2 separate regions of the Mus musculus genome follow, and region 2 is linked to region 1. The links are chromatin loops, found by intact Hi-C in ENCODE. Cell type or tissue: left cerebral cortex. All regions are shown on one strand.

Region 1 (8,000 bases):
CCTCTCCAACCCTAGAAAATTTGGTATTGACTTTTCTTTAAAAATATAATCGGAAACATTCACAGGGTTGGGGGCCTACTGAGTTTGCTTTGGAGTTTCATGGATCCCCATCCCCTGAGCGCGCGCGTACACACACACACACACACACACACACACACACACACACACACACAGAGGCCCTCTTTTCCTTTCTCTTCACATTCCATCTTTTCTTAGGTCATATCCCCATCGCCTCCCTGCCAATGTTGCGAATTATTCCAAGAAAAACACCCTGCCGACCTGCCCCGCACAAGCTGTGCCGTCAGCCTTTGAGCTCTTGAGTCGTTGTGGGCGTTGGAACAAAACAAAAACAGGCTTAAATGAATTATTTATCAAGGTCGAGAATAATTGATTTGTGCAGGGCCGTCAGTACTGGATTTTAAATGTTTCTTCCCCTTCCTCGCTTTCGAAAGCTGGCTGTGAATTGGGGCCCCCAGCTCGAGGAGCGCTTCATTTGGATTGTTTTGGGGGTGATGGAAACTCTAATCGATAACGGACCAGGAAGGAAGAGTAGCGTTTGCCGCACTCCAGGCACCCTTCCGCCCTTTCCGCAGGGGTCATCTGTGCCAGGGGCTCAGGGTGCCAACAATGTCTATCCGGGGCTTGGGAGTCTGAGATCAGTTGCCTCAGTAAAATCAGACCCCAGCCCGTGGTCGCAAGCTCTGAAGGGAAGACCAAGGCCTAACCTGGGAGGGTCTGCAGGGCTAGCACCCAGTTCTGGCGCCAAAGACTACTACTGTCTAAAGACTCTGAGGCGGCAGCCTAGACAGGCCCGTCGCCACCCGCGGGGGCGAGCCACGTGGCTATAGAGGGTTTCCTGGATCCCTCAGGCCACCAGCGTCTGCCTGCAGCACGTCTTGGCTTCGGCTCACCAACCGTAGTTCCGTGATAAATAAATGTCTGCTCGCCTAAGAAAGGAGAGTGCTATCTAGATGGTCTTGGTAGCCTCAGTACCTTTTCAGAGACAGGGGGACGATAAGTGACACCATGACGGTAGGAAACAGCTCAACACACTCTTGAAATAACGCGGGAGACACCCCCACCCCAACCCGGACCAAAGATCTAGATGTCCTTAGGATGAATCACCACCATCTTCCAGATCTGGGACTCACCCCGGAGGAAGGAAGATCTCAGGAGGTCATATGCCTCCGGGATACCTCTCAAGAGGGTCCTCAACCAGACAAGAAAAGAAAAGAAAAGAAAAGAAAAGAAAAGAAAAGAAAAGAAAAGAAAAGAAAAGAAAAGCAAGGCGACGTCCATAATCGCCACTAAACCCTGTCCTTTACTGACATCATTCTATACGGTCACGGAAACGATGCCAACCACGCAGATTCATAAGGTTCTTAAAAATGGTAATTTGGAGTAAAATGTAACTCAAAGAACTTTGAATCATTCATTAGCACCTTATAATTACTCTGCTAATTAGGTTGACACGGCACTTAATCAGGAGTAATACGCCGGCTTGTCACTGGCGCTTCCCATTACTCTGACATTCAACAAGAGACAGGTTGGAGACGTCCTGAAGAAAGAATGCAAGTTGATACCCTCCGACAAGGCGGCGTCACAGTCGCGTTCCAGGTCCCAAATGGATCGGCGGTGACTGTTTCCTTTCCAAAACCAAGGCCTGCCACAGTGGGGAGGGGATGGAAGCATTGGAGGGAGGAGCTGCGGGAGCTCAGGCTGCGGACCAGCCACCCAGTTCCCGCGGCCCCACAGCAGCCTGATGCCGCAGGGAACCACAGCTGCCCGCGCCGCTGGAGAACGCCTCGCCCGGGGTTTTTCCCGGTTCGGGAGAAAGTGCTTGGCCCGGCATTTCTTCCAGCACAGGCTCTGACTGGAGACAAAGCGGGATTTGGAGCCAAAGGCCCGATCCTTCCCGACAGGGGGGTCAAAGATGTAGCCCCCCAGCTCAGTGCCTCTCCTGGATCTGCTACCCGGTTGGACCGAGCTGGAGCGCACCGGCTCCTGTGGGGAGAGTAGAGCTCAGACGTTGCAGGCCCACGCGGAGCTCTGGCTCTGGTGTCACACACTTCCCCGTGGGGTCCCTCAGCACCTCTATCCCCTGCTCCTCGTGTTTCCGCTCTGCTCAAGCGTGCTTGGGAACCGTGCGAGCGGGGCTGCGCTGCAGGCCACCGGGAGCCGCAGGATCCTTTTGCCCTTCGCGGCCTCTCCACTCACCCTCCAATCTGACTTAGCACGGGCACATCTAACGATCCGTACTGCTTCCCCGCTTCCCGCCCGGGGGCTCCCTTCTCCAGTGCCCTTCTGGTCTCTCCCCATCTCCCTGGCCGGGTACTCGTTACAGTGGGTACCACTTGGACCCCTGGAGTAGGCGTTGGGCTCAGGGCTGCGGGCGCACCGAGGTTCGGTTCTCAAAAGAGCAGCGGGGTTCGAGGCGCGCTGCTGACGGGCTGGCCAGGAGCGCGCCCATTGGCTCCCGGCACGCCGGCGTCGCTGGCTGGCGCGCAGCGGCCAATGGGGCGCGGGGCCCGGGCGGCGGGGGCGCGGGCGGGGAGCGGCGGCGGGGGCCGTGACGTCACGGGAGGGGGTCGGCGCCGCCCGCGAGCCCGCGGATGACAAGCCAACGCGCGGGGCAGCGGCGGGAGTCGCCGGGCGCCGCCTGTCCGCGGTCTCCTGCGCCCGCGCTTGCTCCTTCGCTGCTTCTCCTCCTCCCGGGGCGGCGGCGGCCGCGTTCGCTCCGCAACTTTCCAACAAAGTTCAGAAACTCGGCTCCGGGACTGCCGGGTCACGCACGGCGGTCACCTCCGGGACCGCCCGGCCTTAGCGGTCGCTGCACCTGCTCCGGCCGCCGCCGCCGCCGCCCGGGATCGGGCAGTGGGCAGACCCAGGCGGCGGCGGTGGCGGTGCAGGTGGCGGCGGCGGGGTTGCTCCAGCGGCCAGCATCTTAGTCTCGGTGCTGCTCTCCGCTGCCACCGCCCACGTGCGCGGTGGTCCAGCGGAGCGGAGCACACCTTCCCGCTTGTGGCATTTGGGGGCTTTCCCCTCAAATTTTTTTCTCTTTACTTTTTGTATAAGGGGGAAAAGTTGAGTCGAAAGTGCCCACCAATTGTCACCTCCCATTATCCTTCATTCCCTCCCCACTTTTTTTTTTTTTTAAAGCAGTGTCAACGCTTTTTAGTGTCTATTTTGTTTTACGATCGGTAGTTTCCCTTGCTTGGTCCCGGCGGCGGCTGATCCGCGGAGTAGCGTGGACCTCATGTAGAAATGACAGCAATGGAAGGGGCCAGCGGGTCGAGTTTTGGAATAGACACTATTTTGTCCGGTGCCGGTTCCGGGAGCCCCGGCATGATGAACGGGGATTTCCGATCGCTCGGTGAAGCGAGGACAACGGATTTTAGGAGCCAGGCCACCCCGTCACCCTGTTCGGAGATTGATACCGTGGGAACGGCGCCCTCTTCACCGATCTCGGTCACCCTGGAACCCCCGGAGCCGCATCTTGTGACAGACGGACCCCAGCATCACCATCACCTCCACCACAGCCAACAGCCGCCGCCACCATCCGCGGTCCCCGCGCAAAGTTTGCAGCCTTCGCCCCAACAGCAACCGCCGCCGCAGCCGCAGTCAGCAGCCCAGCAGCTGGGCTCGGCCGCCGCGGCCCCCAGGACTTCCACCTCTTCCTTTTTAATTAAGGACATCTTGGGAGACAGCAAACCCCTGGCGGCTTGTGCACCCTACAGCACCAGCGTTTCTTCTCCTCATCACACCCCGAAGCAGGAGAGCAACGCGGCACACGAGAGCTTCAGGCCAAAGCTTGAGCAGGAGGACGGCAAAACCAAGCTGGACAAGAGAGAAGACCCCCAGAGCGACATCAAATGCCACGGTGAGTTGCGCCGGAGCTGCCCGGGTCACTTGAGTGACCGCCGAAGGAGAGGGGCCTAGGCGTGCGATTTAGCGACGCACCTTAAGTTCTGTTGGTTACATTTCTGCCCCACAACCTTTGCGGCCATCCGGCTCCGTTCTTTGTTTTACTTAATTTTAAATGTGCTGGAGGAAGGTGGTAACTGAAGAGATAGGATGGGAGACACTTTTCGTTGAAAACAGAGGCTTACTTGGGATTTTTTTTTTTTCTTCTTTTAGCTGAGACCTTGGGAATGGGAGTGGGAAGGGGTGGAGAGAAGCTGGTAGCCAGTTGTGGTTGTCTAGGTCTGTGATCACAACTTGATGTTTATTTTTGAATGCAATACCACCCCAGTATTTTCCAAATGCCCCCTCCATGTTTTCTAAATGCCGTCACAGGAATTGTCTGATTTAATGTTAGAAAAATTTCCAACATTATTACAGGAGCAATTCATTTTTACTAATTGATGATTAATACAGAAAACAAATCATAGCCTGTTTTTTAAGAACACCCTTCTCACCGATACCCCTCTTCTGGCCCTTTCCAATAACAAATATTTGTGAAAACTAAATTTTATGGAATTTGTTTTTGTAAAATCAAGACAACAATGGAAATTTATCTTTTAATACCCTATTTTCGTCTTGGGCAATTTCAATTTCATAAGTAACTGTTCTTGTCTTTGCATTGCAAAAGATTTTAAAACACCAGGGAGATTTCCCCCATCTTTAGTGGTATTATTATTATTATTATTATTATTATTAATGCTTAATTTTTCTCTGGTAAGGATTGCAATCTAGAAGGTTCCTACCTTCTAGGACATGGGCTCTTCATTTTACTGTTTATAGCATTAGCATAATAGTGCCCCAAACAGATGTACAGTCTGGTCTGGCGATTTCTCGTTCACCAACCTCCCCAGTGGGTCAATTAGAGAGATTATTGTTCTTCCTGCAGGGAAGATCAAGGAGTACTGCACAAACCGGTACAAACGGAGAGGGATTGACATATCGATTTCCTAGCATTTCAGCAAAAAACCAAACTTGACAAATAGAATCCGGAAATTTCTGTGCTGTCACCTGGATGGGCTCAAGTGTTTTTTGAGCTCAGTTCAGTGACACATTCTCTCTGAAGCTTGGAAGGGACCCGATACAGAGGAGGTCTGCAGAAGGTTTGAGTCTTAACATTTTCCAAATGCATCTGAAAAGAAACAAAGGCATCTAAGTTCCAGCTAGCAGGAAAAATATTAGAGCAACGTCCTGAAGTCTGCCTGTCTTGAAAACAGAGTAGAAAGACTTTGGAGAGTGCCTTACAAAGAACATCCCTTTGAAAACAACAAAGAGGAGCATAACATAACCTCCTCTCAGACCAAAGAGAACTAGAAACAGGAGACCACAGACACTTAAACTCTCTCAGGCCTCTCTGCTCTCCAAGGCCCAGGAAAGGGTGTGGGGGTGTGGAGGTGTGTGCCAGGTGGACACTCCTCTCTTCCTCGGTTCAGGCTGATTTACAGAACCCTGTCACTGTTTCTACCCTAGGAACAAAGGAGGAAGGAGACCGGGAGATTACAAGTAGCCGAGAGAGTCCCCCCGTGAGAGCCAAGAAACCTCGAAAGGCCAGGACAGCTTTCTCAGACCACCAGCTCAACCAGCTGGAGCGTAGCTTTGAGCGGCAGAAGTACCTAAGTGTCCAGGACCGAATGGACCTGGCGGCCGCACTCAACCTCACTGACACCCAAGTCAAGACCTGGTACCAGAACCGAAGGTGAGGAGAGCCACTGGGTCCCTGCAGGCCAGGCCGGTACCATCTTCTCTCCTGGAGATGCGGGACAGAGAGTCACAGGGTCTGTAGTGGGTATTCTTGGGGCAGAGGTTAGGCACACATCCAAATGGGAGTGACTGAGGACACCGGGAGTTTGAACACTTTTGTGCTCTAAATGTCTTAACATTTGGTTCTCTCTCCCTGCCCCCCAGAAACTCGAGGCACCACAGTTTCCCTCATTTTGTCCTCAAGTCAAGCCGCACTCAGGTTGAAATATCTGTGTAACTGACACCCAGGAGGAATCTGTGTGCGCAGAGTACCCTTAGAACTGCCACAAGCTGGCTCCAAATATCTGTGTCAAGCAACATGGCCTAGCTATTGAGATCTTCACAGAGCTGTCCCACCAGCCTTGGCTTAAATGTTAGGCAGTTGGGAAAGCCAAAGTCCAAGCCTTGGTTGCCATAACATGGAAGATCAGGGAAACCCATCTGGATTAGAGCTGGACTGGAGGCCATGGGCTGGAGAATCAGGCAGCTGCTTGAGCATCTACTCAACAGTGTGCGTGGGGGAAGGGGAGGGAATTGTCTGTCCCCATGTCCTGGCTGTTTCTGCAGTCTCATAAAGAGGAAGGGTGGGGAGGGGACACAAACCCTGTCCCATGTGACTGATTAAAAAAAGACATTAAGAAAGTGTCTGGCCTCACCCTGGTGGCTAGGGACAGACTTGGGCAGTAGGAGTTGAGGTTATGTCCTGTTTCCACACCTGGTGCTAAACTCTCTAGGCTCAATTCTCTGCCCCCTCTGTCGTTTGTGTCCTAATCGTTCATAAGTGGGGTTGGAAATGCCCGTCCAGTTGTCATCTTACCATAATTTTCTGTCTCATTACATACGGTTTCAGCCACCCTAATTCTGTCGGAGAACATTAGTGTCATCTGTAGCCAATTTAAAACCGGCGACATGTTTATTAATTTGGCTAGAGCTGCTGGGTATGGATGCTCCACCAGGCTTGCCTTCCTAGGGCATTCGAGTAAAGTCCTCTCTCCCAGCTTGGTGCAGTGGGAAGAGAGGAGACCCCCTCCCCCCAAAAAAAATGGATCACAGGGTTTAAGCACTACTTTCTCTTTTAAGGAGAGAATATCTTGAGACCCATTTCCTTCCACCTAGAATGGTCGGAGGTACCGCTCCCTAGGGAGAGCTCACTCTCAAACGAATTCCAGTTTGAACCTCGTCGCCCTTCTTCCCTAAGCCTGTAATGCCTGGTCAGACTTAGGGAGGAACTGTCCCGGCAGCCATGGAGAGTGCAAACCCGGAGTGTCAGCCGCCCTTTGTTTCTGGTTTTGGTTTCCTTGGGTGTGATGGGGGGAGGGGCCGAGATCCAACCTTTCTGAGATTTCTGGTCAGAGAAGATTGGAGGAGAATTGGGGGACCAAGGGAAGAAGGCTGGTGAAAAGATGGGATTTCATTTGGCCTCCGGGAAAGTTGCAGGATATAGTTAAATCGTGGGGCAGACTGTAGGGCAGAGGGCCAGAGAAGGCAGTGAAGCTTGTACGACTCCATCTGCGAGTGTCCCCACGTAGAAGACGTAGTTTGAAGAACTGATTTTGGGCCTGGGCCGTCCTGAGAGCGCGTGGGTGAAGCAGAGTGGGGGTGGGGGCAGGAGAGGTGTATTTGAGGTTCCCCAGGCCTTCCTGAAGTAGGGAGGATAGGGGAGAGCGGGGAGCGGCGGGCGCGGTCCCGGGACCATCCTCCGCAGCCGCCACCCGCGCCCACCCGATTTCTTTCAGAACCAAGTGGAAGCGGCAGACTGCAGTGGGCCTGGAGCTGCTAGCCGAGGCCGGGAACTACTCCGCGCTGCAGAGGATGTTTCCGTCGCCTTATTTCTATCACCCAAGCCTGCTGGGGAGCATGGACAGCACCACGGCGGCGGCGGCGGCCGCGGCCATGTACAGCAGCATGTACCGAACTCCTCCAGCACCTCATCCGCAGCTGCAGCGGCCGCTGGTACCCCGCGTGCTCATCCACGGCCTGGGGCCTGGGGGACAGCCGGCCCTCAACCCTTTGTCCAACCCCATCCCAGGCACCCCGCATCCCCGGTGAGGAAGGAGGGACAGGAGGGACAGTGCCACAGCCCTCCAGGTTCCCACCTCACCCCGGACGGCTGCCCCGCCTCTTCCCGCACCAAACCAACTGGAATAGAGGCAGAGGAGTAAAAGGGGGAGCTCACCGGTGGGCTGGGGTCCCCAAGGACCAGCCAGCTCTCAGATCTCCATCTGCCCACTCAGAGGCAGGGCTGCAAAGCTCCCCGAGTGTGACTGGAGAAAATACTGAAAAGTGCAACCAGTAAGTGA
Region 2 (8,000 bases), 1.3 Mb before region 1:
GCCGGCGCCCGCGGGACGCGCCACCAGCCCGGCCCTTGTTCGCTGGGCTCGACGCTCGCCCACCTCTTCCAAATTTAACCGTTACCTAAATCCGAAGGGAAATGAGCAAACCTCTGGGATTGGGTGTCAAGGTATTTTCAGCTTCGTTGGGCGTATTTATCCTCAAGTGTTTCCACAACAAGTTATTTCGGGGCCCGAGGCGCAGGTTTCTTTCTGCGGACGCGGTGGCCAGTGGCCGGACTCCAGGCCGGTGGCACCGGGGTCCGGTGATTCACGGCCGCGATCGGGGCGATGCTGCCCAAACAGTCGACAGGATTGGGGTGCCCACGGGAGCCGTGCGAGCTGCCTGCTACCAGCGCCCGCAGCTCCTGTCAATCTGTGTCCTGAATCTGTGACTTCTCGCTGCGGAAGTCTCCAGGAGCCAAGAATACTTCGATTTTCTTTCTAGTCATTTCTAGTGCTGATTTCTCAGACATCCCGGGGACTCTATAGATAGCCCCGCGATCCCACAGACAAACAAATTGGGGGCTGCTCAGGGGTGCCCAAGGAGTTGGCAAGGATACCCCCTTCCTGTCACCTCCTGACCCCTTGCGCAAAGGAGGCTCGTGGCCCGCTGTCCCACTGGGGGATGGGGCTGGGGTTGAGAAGGCTAGTGAGCGCCTCTAACGCTCAGGAAGTGAAGTTTGTGGTTTTGGGGGCTGAGCTCCGAAGGAGATTAAAAAAAAAAAAAAAAAAAAAGTCAGAGAGACAGATCAGTCTCTCCCGAAAGCAAGATTCAGTTTGCACACTCTCAGAGCTCGGTGCCCGCGCCCTGACCCCGAAGGTAGGTTTGCTGAACTGCTGTGCCTCCCGCTCAGGCGGGGGTGGCCTCGAGGACTGGTAGGAGTACATTGACACTGTGGGGACGTCCCGAGGGCGCAGGCGGGTCCCCACCTGCTGCAGAGCATCGGCTGCTGGGTTCTGGAGCCACCCAAGCGGTGGAGCGAAAGATCTGGAATAGAGGGGCACACAGTTTAGCGGTTAGATAGCAGAGTGGGATCCACGCAGGAAGAAAACATCTGGTGGGCATGTGGCGGCAGCGGGCTTCTGGAGGCCTCCTTCTGAGCGCCTTGCCTTCAGCTCCCGAATTTCCAGCCTCAGATGACCAGGGGAAGCCTGGCGGGCCGCTGTGCCAGGAGCGTGCCGCCCCGCCCCCTGGACGCCAGCTGCAGCACGAGGTTGCCTTCCCACGCGCTGGGCCTCCTTGCCATCCCCTTACCCCTCCTACCCGGAACCCAGCAAAGCCCTCCGAAGCGTAGGTTTGTGGCCTGGGCGAGGACGCCACCTCTGTGTCTACCCTGTCCCGCGTGGTGCTGACGCGCAGACCCAGCGCGGGACCAGACAGCCCTGCTTCCCACGGGTCCCGTTCTTGGCTATCGCAGGACCGAACCTCATCGAGGCCTCCAGAACTCTTGCCCTGTTTTCTTGCTCTTCATGCTTGCTTTAAGAATTGTCCTCTGGTTGGAGCGTCTGGCTGTACAGACAGGGAGTGCGGGAAAATTAAAGCGCCGGAGCCTGGGTTCTGGGAGCCAAACCCGACCAAGGCGTGTGACTATACATTATGACTGGGAATCTGAAGCAGGAGTCCTTGGGCTCCTTTTAAGTGGGTACAACAGGGTGTGTTCTGTACGCGCTCCTGGGGGGGGGTGGCGAAGAGGCTCGGGTTCCTCAGTCTGAACTGCACGAAGCCCAAAGACCCGGGGCGTGCGCCGGCCTGTGCCCCAGTCTTTGAGCCCGCCGCCGCCGTTCAGCCTCTATTGCCTTGGACCTTGGAGGCAGGCGGATTCGTTTCACCCTAGGCCTCCCTAGGGTCGCCCCCGGAGCGGGCCAGGAGCTGGGACGCAGTCTCAGCCCCGCCTCCTGCAGGGCTCAGGTTTCGACCCGAGATTAGGTGAACTGATTGGGGGTTAAAGAGAGCGACGCCAGCTCTCGGTCATGCTCAGGGACCCTGGCCTCCTGGCCAGGCCTTCTGGCCACTGCTCACTCGTGCGCGCTCCGGTTTCATCTTGCTGGCCCGCGAAGTCGTTGGCACTCATTAAATTTGGGCACCGCGTGTTTGCCAGTAAGCACGCAGTTTAAACTCAACTTCCCTAGGACAAGATTTTTGGTGAGCAGATCAGAAAATAATTCTTTCTGGGACTTAGTTTCTGAAGCAAGGCCTACAGGTCTGGAATGTTTCTCAGTGGTCGCCGTCCTGGCCGGTGCCACACCACTATTCCAGTGGGCGTTTCTCCTGGGACAAGTGTTGGTCCTTTGCCACTCCCACCTCACTTTCCTGTGCCTCTGGCTTCCTGACTTCTGCTCCAGCCACTGCAGCACATAGTCCCTAGGCAAACCAGTCCCTAGTACGCCCCTCTTTCGCTTCTGTTCGTCGCGGGGCTCCTGGAGGTTTTGGCTCCAAGCCCCTTCCGGGTCCCAAACACTGATGCCCCCTGACTGGCTAAACTAAGCCACGCATCCCTGGCGTGAGCCACAACCCAGAAGGGAGCAGGTGGGCTTGCAGGGTTGACTTGGGATAACGGACCAGTTGTGGACTACTGCTCTCAGGAGAGTGATGATCTAGCTTTGGTAGGGAAGGGGAGGGGCTGAGGCGTGGGCAGGGCAGAGCAAAGGGACCAGAGCCAGAGCCTGGGGACAGGTTTTACCACTGAGCTGTTGCAGTGGCGGCGGAGGCCGGGATTCGTGCCACCTGTCCGAGTGCCACCTGGTGAGCGTGGCGCCTGGGTCCAGGCCCCTCCTCCCGCGGCTTCCCTCTCTCCTCCCTGGCCCACACTCTTCCTTGGCCTGGGAACCTACCACAACCGCCATCGGTGCTGACCCTCGTTTCCACCCAATTTTCCCCCTTCTCTCAGAACTCAGAGTATCCGAGGGTCCAAACATTCGTCCAGCGGCTGACCACCATGCCGCGCTCATTCCTGGTCAAGAGCAAGAAGGCGCACAGCTATCACCAGCCGCGTTCTCCGGGGCCGGACTACTCCCTGCGCCTGGAGACCGTGCCTGCGCCGGGCAGAGCAGGTGCGAAGCGCGCAGAGGCCGGGTAGGGCAGCTGCCGAGGACACCGACTCTGCTCCAAGCCACCTCGTTTCCTAGGAATCGGGGGAGGCTATCCTAACGCCCCTCGGGTGCTTTTTTGTTTTTGTTTTTGTTTCCCGGTGCTCAGATTTGCTGAGCTTGCCAGAGATGCCCCTGGCGCTCGCAGTCGGCTCTTGAATTCGGGAGGGAGGGCTCCCGGTTGGGTCAGAGTGGACAGAGGAGGACACGGGCGCCACGGTGGAACCACTTCAGTTCGGCCAGGTTTAGGTTTATTTCTCTCCTGAATCTTTTCCGCAGAGGGCGGCGCTGTGAGTGCAGGCGAGTCGAAAATGGAGCCCCGAGAGCGTTTGTCCCCCGACTCTCAGCTTACCGAGGCTCCCGACAGGGCCTCCGCGTCCCCCAACAGCTGCGAAGGCAGCGTTTGTGACCCCTGCTCCGAGTTCGAGGACTTTTGGAGGCCCCCTTCTCCCTCCGTGTCTCCAGGTAAGCCTTGATTCGAGGTCTTGTGGCAGAGTTCTGGAGTCGCAGCACGGAGGGAAGCCCGCACAAGGGATGCAGAGGGTCGGCCTAGGGATCTGGCTCCTAAGGGAACAGGGTTCAGGGGAGGCATCCAGCTTTTGTGCTGGACACCTTGCCCAAAGTGTCCTCTGCCTCCTTCTAAGTCCCTTAGCTCCAGGCTGGCCCTTAATTCGTTTGCCTGGAACTAACAGGCGAGGTCAAACGAACTGGTCCTTCTCTGGCTGGCATTTCTTTTATGTCCAGAATTCATTGTTTAGAAATTGTCAGATCCCAGAATCCAGGACCCAGACCTGAATACTTCAAACAAGAGACCTGGGCAGTCTGAGCGGTACAGAGCTGGGCACCACACTGGAGTGCAAGGCTGCTGCTGAAAATCTCAGCTCGCTGGCTCTGTCTTCAAAAGTTTCATTTTCTCCCCTTCTGCTAAGAGGGCCCAGGCAGGGGCACCAGCATGCTCGGGCTCATTTCCAGGGAGCAATTGACTAGAGTTGATGGGGGTGGGGTGGGGGTGGGGTGGGGGTGGAGGTGGGGGGGGATATCTCGGGTCACAGCAGAAGTAGAAAGGAGACCAATCCAAATTCTACTAAGAGCAGGCTATTTCCCTTTCACACTATTAGCTCATTCACCCCCACAAGCAGAGGGTTGGTTCTTCCTAGCTGTGTGACCAAGCTGCTATGGGACAGGTCCGCCCAGAATGGAGTGTGCATTTACTTGCATTCATTCAATATCCAATTTTAGCAAAATTCACGTGTGTGAAGGGAGAGGAGTTCTTCTGAAGGTAGTGTAATTTTTAACTGTAATTTTTCATCAGAAATTTATCAGGGATGGGCATACTTCGCGCCCTTGTCTGCTGCCCCTTGCGTCATAGCTTTGAGAAATCTTGGGGACATTCCAGTTTGTTTAGTCTGATACTCCTAGATAACCTGGACTCAACGTGGATCGGCCTTCTCCGTTCTTCCTAATCTATTGCAAAGAGAAAGGAATTGAGTAGAGGAGTACTTGAAAGGAGTCAGGACCCTAGACCTAAGTTCTCCTGTCTGTCTCAATCTTTCTAGCAGGTTCTGGGGACTGGGGGTGGGTGGGGTCCAGCCAGAGAACCATCAAAACGAATTTACCCACCTCTTCAACCTGTATCATTTTAAGTATCACTTTACTGCTCTGTCACTGGTCCTGGAAGCCCCGCGGGCCTACCTGAGTTTCACCCCGGGTGTCGGGGGTACTTGGCTTTCTAATCAGCTAGGGCGCCTGACAATAGTGATGGTGCACTGCGGGCTCCGCCCAGCAGCCTCGAACTTGACTCAATGGCCTCCTGTGCCTTCACAGCGTCGGAGAAGTCACTGTGCCGCTCTCTGGACGAAGCCCAGCCCTACACGCTGCCTTTCAAGCCCTATGCATGGAGCGGTCTTGCTGGGTCTGACCTGCGGCACCTGGTGCAGAGCTATCGGCAGTGCAGCGCGCTGGAGCGCAGCGCGGGCCTGAGCCTCTTCTGCGAGCGCGGCTCGGAGCCGGGCCGCCCGGCAGCGCGCTACGGCCCCGAGCAGGCTGCGGGCGGAGCCGGTGCGGGACAGCCAGGGAGCTGCGGGGTCGCCGGGGGCGCCACCAGCGCTGCGGGCCTGGGGCTCTACGGCGACTTCGCGCCTGCGGCGGCCGGGCTGTACGAGCGGCCGAGCACAGCAGCAGGCCGGCTGTACCAAGATCATGGCCACGAGCTGCACGCGGACAAGAGCGTGGGCGTCAAGGTGGAGTCGGAGCTGCTTTGCACCCGTCTGCTGCTGGGCGGCGGCTCCTACAAATGCATCAAATGCAGCAAGGTGAGGCTCGCGCGCGCCTGGCCTCATCAGCCCTGTGTCCCCAGTCCGTGACCCTCCAGCATGCGCACCCCGCGACCCCCCTCAGCGGCCTTCTCCCTGGCCCCCCACTCGCCCTCAGGTGTTCTCCACACCGCACGGGCTGGAGGTGCACGTGCGCCGGTCCCACAGCGGCACAAGACCCTTTGCGTGCGAGATGTGCGGCAAGACCTTCGGGCACGCGGTGAGCCTGGAGCAACACAAGGCAGTGCACTCCCAGGTAAGATCGGCGCTGGCGGCCTGACGCTGCACTGGGGACCTTTCAGCTTGTCCTCCGAATCGGCACCAGCCATTTTCCCACTGCCTCCCGGTGCCCCCTCTGCTTGCTCCTATTTGGGGGTGCAGAGAAACCTGGGTGACAGAAGTCCTGGAGTGTGCTGCAATCTTAGATTGCAGTGTCGCACCGCTGTGAGTCTCCAGCAGTGGAATTCTGTTGGAGATTTGTTGACATTTGCTGCTAATGCACTGACTTTACTGTTTATGTTCCCTTCATCCTTCCTGACTGGCAAGGGAGGGTCTCAGTTCATGCGCAGCGTCCAGTAGCGAATGCTGGTCATTCATTCATTCATTCATTCATTGCTTTATAACTTGCCTAAATCTAAGGCTTTAGGCACCTGAGAATCCTGTAGCACAGCAGGTCCTGTATGGTGGATTAAAGAGAGGGAGATAAGCAAAATACTACACAAGTGTCTGTGACAGCAGCCCATCTGGTCCAAACCCCACAGTGACTGGGGAGGAGGGGCAATCTAAGTGGCTGAGGTCCTGCTGAGGAGGGTGTCAATGGGTGTCAAAAATGCAGGGCGGAGCTACGCTTTTGTCCTGGGGTGTGGAGGGTTGTGGCTGTAAAGTGTTTTAGTAGTTAATCAGTAGGTGTTGAATGATGGGGTGGAGGGAGAGAGGAGAGGGTTTCTGGCTCTGGGAGATCAGTAGATGTTGGAGAGAGAGAGAGAGAGAGAGAGAGAGAGAGAGAGAGAGAGAGAGAGAGAGAGAGAGAGCACAAGCGCCAAGGAGGCTGCTGAAGGAGCGGCACATTTCTTCCTCCTCTCTTCCTCTCTGCTCTGCAGGAACGCAGCTTTGACTGTAAGATCTGTGGCAAGAGCTTCAAGAGGTCATCCACGCTGTCCACACATCTGCTCATTCACTCGGACACCCGGCCCTATCCCTGTCAGTACTGTGGCAAAAGATTCCACCAGAAGTCAGATATGAAGAAACACACCTTCATCCACACAGGTGAGCTAAACCTGGGCTTGTAGGAGATGCTTGAAGGACATGACTCCCCTCTGATAGTCTACCTCCAATGAGTGGTAGATGAGTTCTCCCCCAGAGTGAATCTGGTTTGTCCTTGAGTCTGAAGGAGTATCTTCCTCTATGTCAACAGCTGTGCGGCATCAAGCCCTCCCAGAGGGTCAATGTAAATATTTACTAGAGATATGGGTATTCATATGTGTCAACTAAACTTCATTTTTATAAGAGCTTCCTTTGTTTGAGCAGGAAAAGAAAGGCAAATGTTACCAAGTTTCCTGCTGAGTCTGTGTTGACAACTCCAGAGACAGTAACTGTTTCTTTAGCCTCATTTTAAAAATGAGATGAGGAAATCAAGGCTCAGAACGTATCCAGGATTACAGGGCTCAAGTTCAGGTTTGTTGGTCTGAGCTCCCAAAATCATAGTCGAGACTTGTTCCTTGTGTAGTAGAGGTTTACAGCCGTGGGAGGTGGTTAATGAGGAAACTCCTATTCGTTTGTTGTTCTTTTTGAAATGCCAAAATTTTGTTCCCTAACAGTGACAATTCCTTAACTATACAATGCTTTAAGAACACCCAAGTGTTTCAGATTGCTCATTTCCCTTGGTCCTTTCCTCCTGCTCCACACAGTAAATTGGGATCCTCTTACTCAGACAGCAAGTCAGTTTCAGTAAATTTCAATTCTCTCTAGCTTCCAGCCTGGACGCCTGCCTTCCTTAACACTTCAGGAACAAATGTGCAGGCTTACTGTCAGGAGCTTGTCAACTAAAGTGATTCCCTTGCCCCAAAAGCATTTCCTGTAACCGTCAACATGACAGTTATATGAGACCACAACTTCTGACTTTAGGAACATTTCTTTAAATCAAATCACAGCTGGATACAGTGGCACATAGGAGGCAGAGACAGATGAGATGGAGGCTAGCCTCGGCTACATAGAGAGTCCTAGGCCAGCTAGGACAATACAGCAAGATCCTGTATTTAAAAAAACACAGTGCCTTCCAGGATCCCACAATTAATGTTTGTAAATATTTGTGAGCAGTGTAGACATTTGTATCAGAAAACTCAGGAAAAAAAGCCTCACTTTAATCATGCCCCCTGTCTGAAATGTCCATGTAATTCACTCTTTATAAGTTGTTTGAGACACTTATCAAAATGCAAATAGAATCTTGACTGAATGACACATTTAAGTCTTTACTAAACATTTATTTAATTAAACAATTATTAACGCATTTTATTAAATCTTGGCTAGAATTAATTTCACAGACATATTTGACTCTAGAGGGACAGGGTAATTTTTGTGAAGTGAGTCTTTATCAAGAAA

What was found. Hi-C counts contacts between places; a loop is a spot of excess contacts. Peaks named below come from ENCODE experiments on the same cell type or tissue, not always from the same donor. Only the 100,000 strongest peaks of a DNase experiment are listed, where the experiment ranks them.
Region 2: a loop joins it to region 1, with 7 times the contacts of the local background. A loop is called at or near these places in 9 of 42 quality-filtered maps.

Annotation. Positions count from the first base shown.
Region 1 is chr5:106,453,106-106,461,105 of GRCm38, reverse strand. It overlaps Barhl2 (BarH like homeobox 2), which reads left to right and starts at 2,940. Exons shown (of 3, transcript NM_001005477.1): 1 at 2,940-3,880; 2 at 5,431-5,656; 3 at 7,437-8,000. The coding sequence starts at 3,265. The coding sequence ends at 7,749. It overlaps Gm33151 (a long non-coding RNA gene), which reads right to left and starts at 2,514. Exons shown (of 2, transcript XR_389476.3): 1 at 2,218-2,514; 2 at 1,367-1,663. In left cerebral cortex, no CTCF peak of the experiment used is centred here; DNase peaks (open chromatin) are centred at 3,397 and 3,553.
Region 2 is chr5:107,718,778-107,726,777 of GRCm38, reverse strand. It overlaps Gfi1 (growth factor independent 1 transcription repressor), which reads left to right and starts at 2,435. Exons shown (of 6, transcript NM_010278.2): 1 at 2,435-3,054; 2 at 3,370-3,555; 3 at 4,915-5,402; 4 at 5,521-5,658; 5 at 6,503-6,668. The coding sequence starts at 2,940. RefSeq lists promoters at 614-848, 1-1,019, 2,416-2,804. In left cerebral cortex, no CTCF peak of the experiment used is centred here; DNase peaks (open chromatin) are centred at 410, 1,462, 2,994 and 3,436.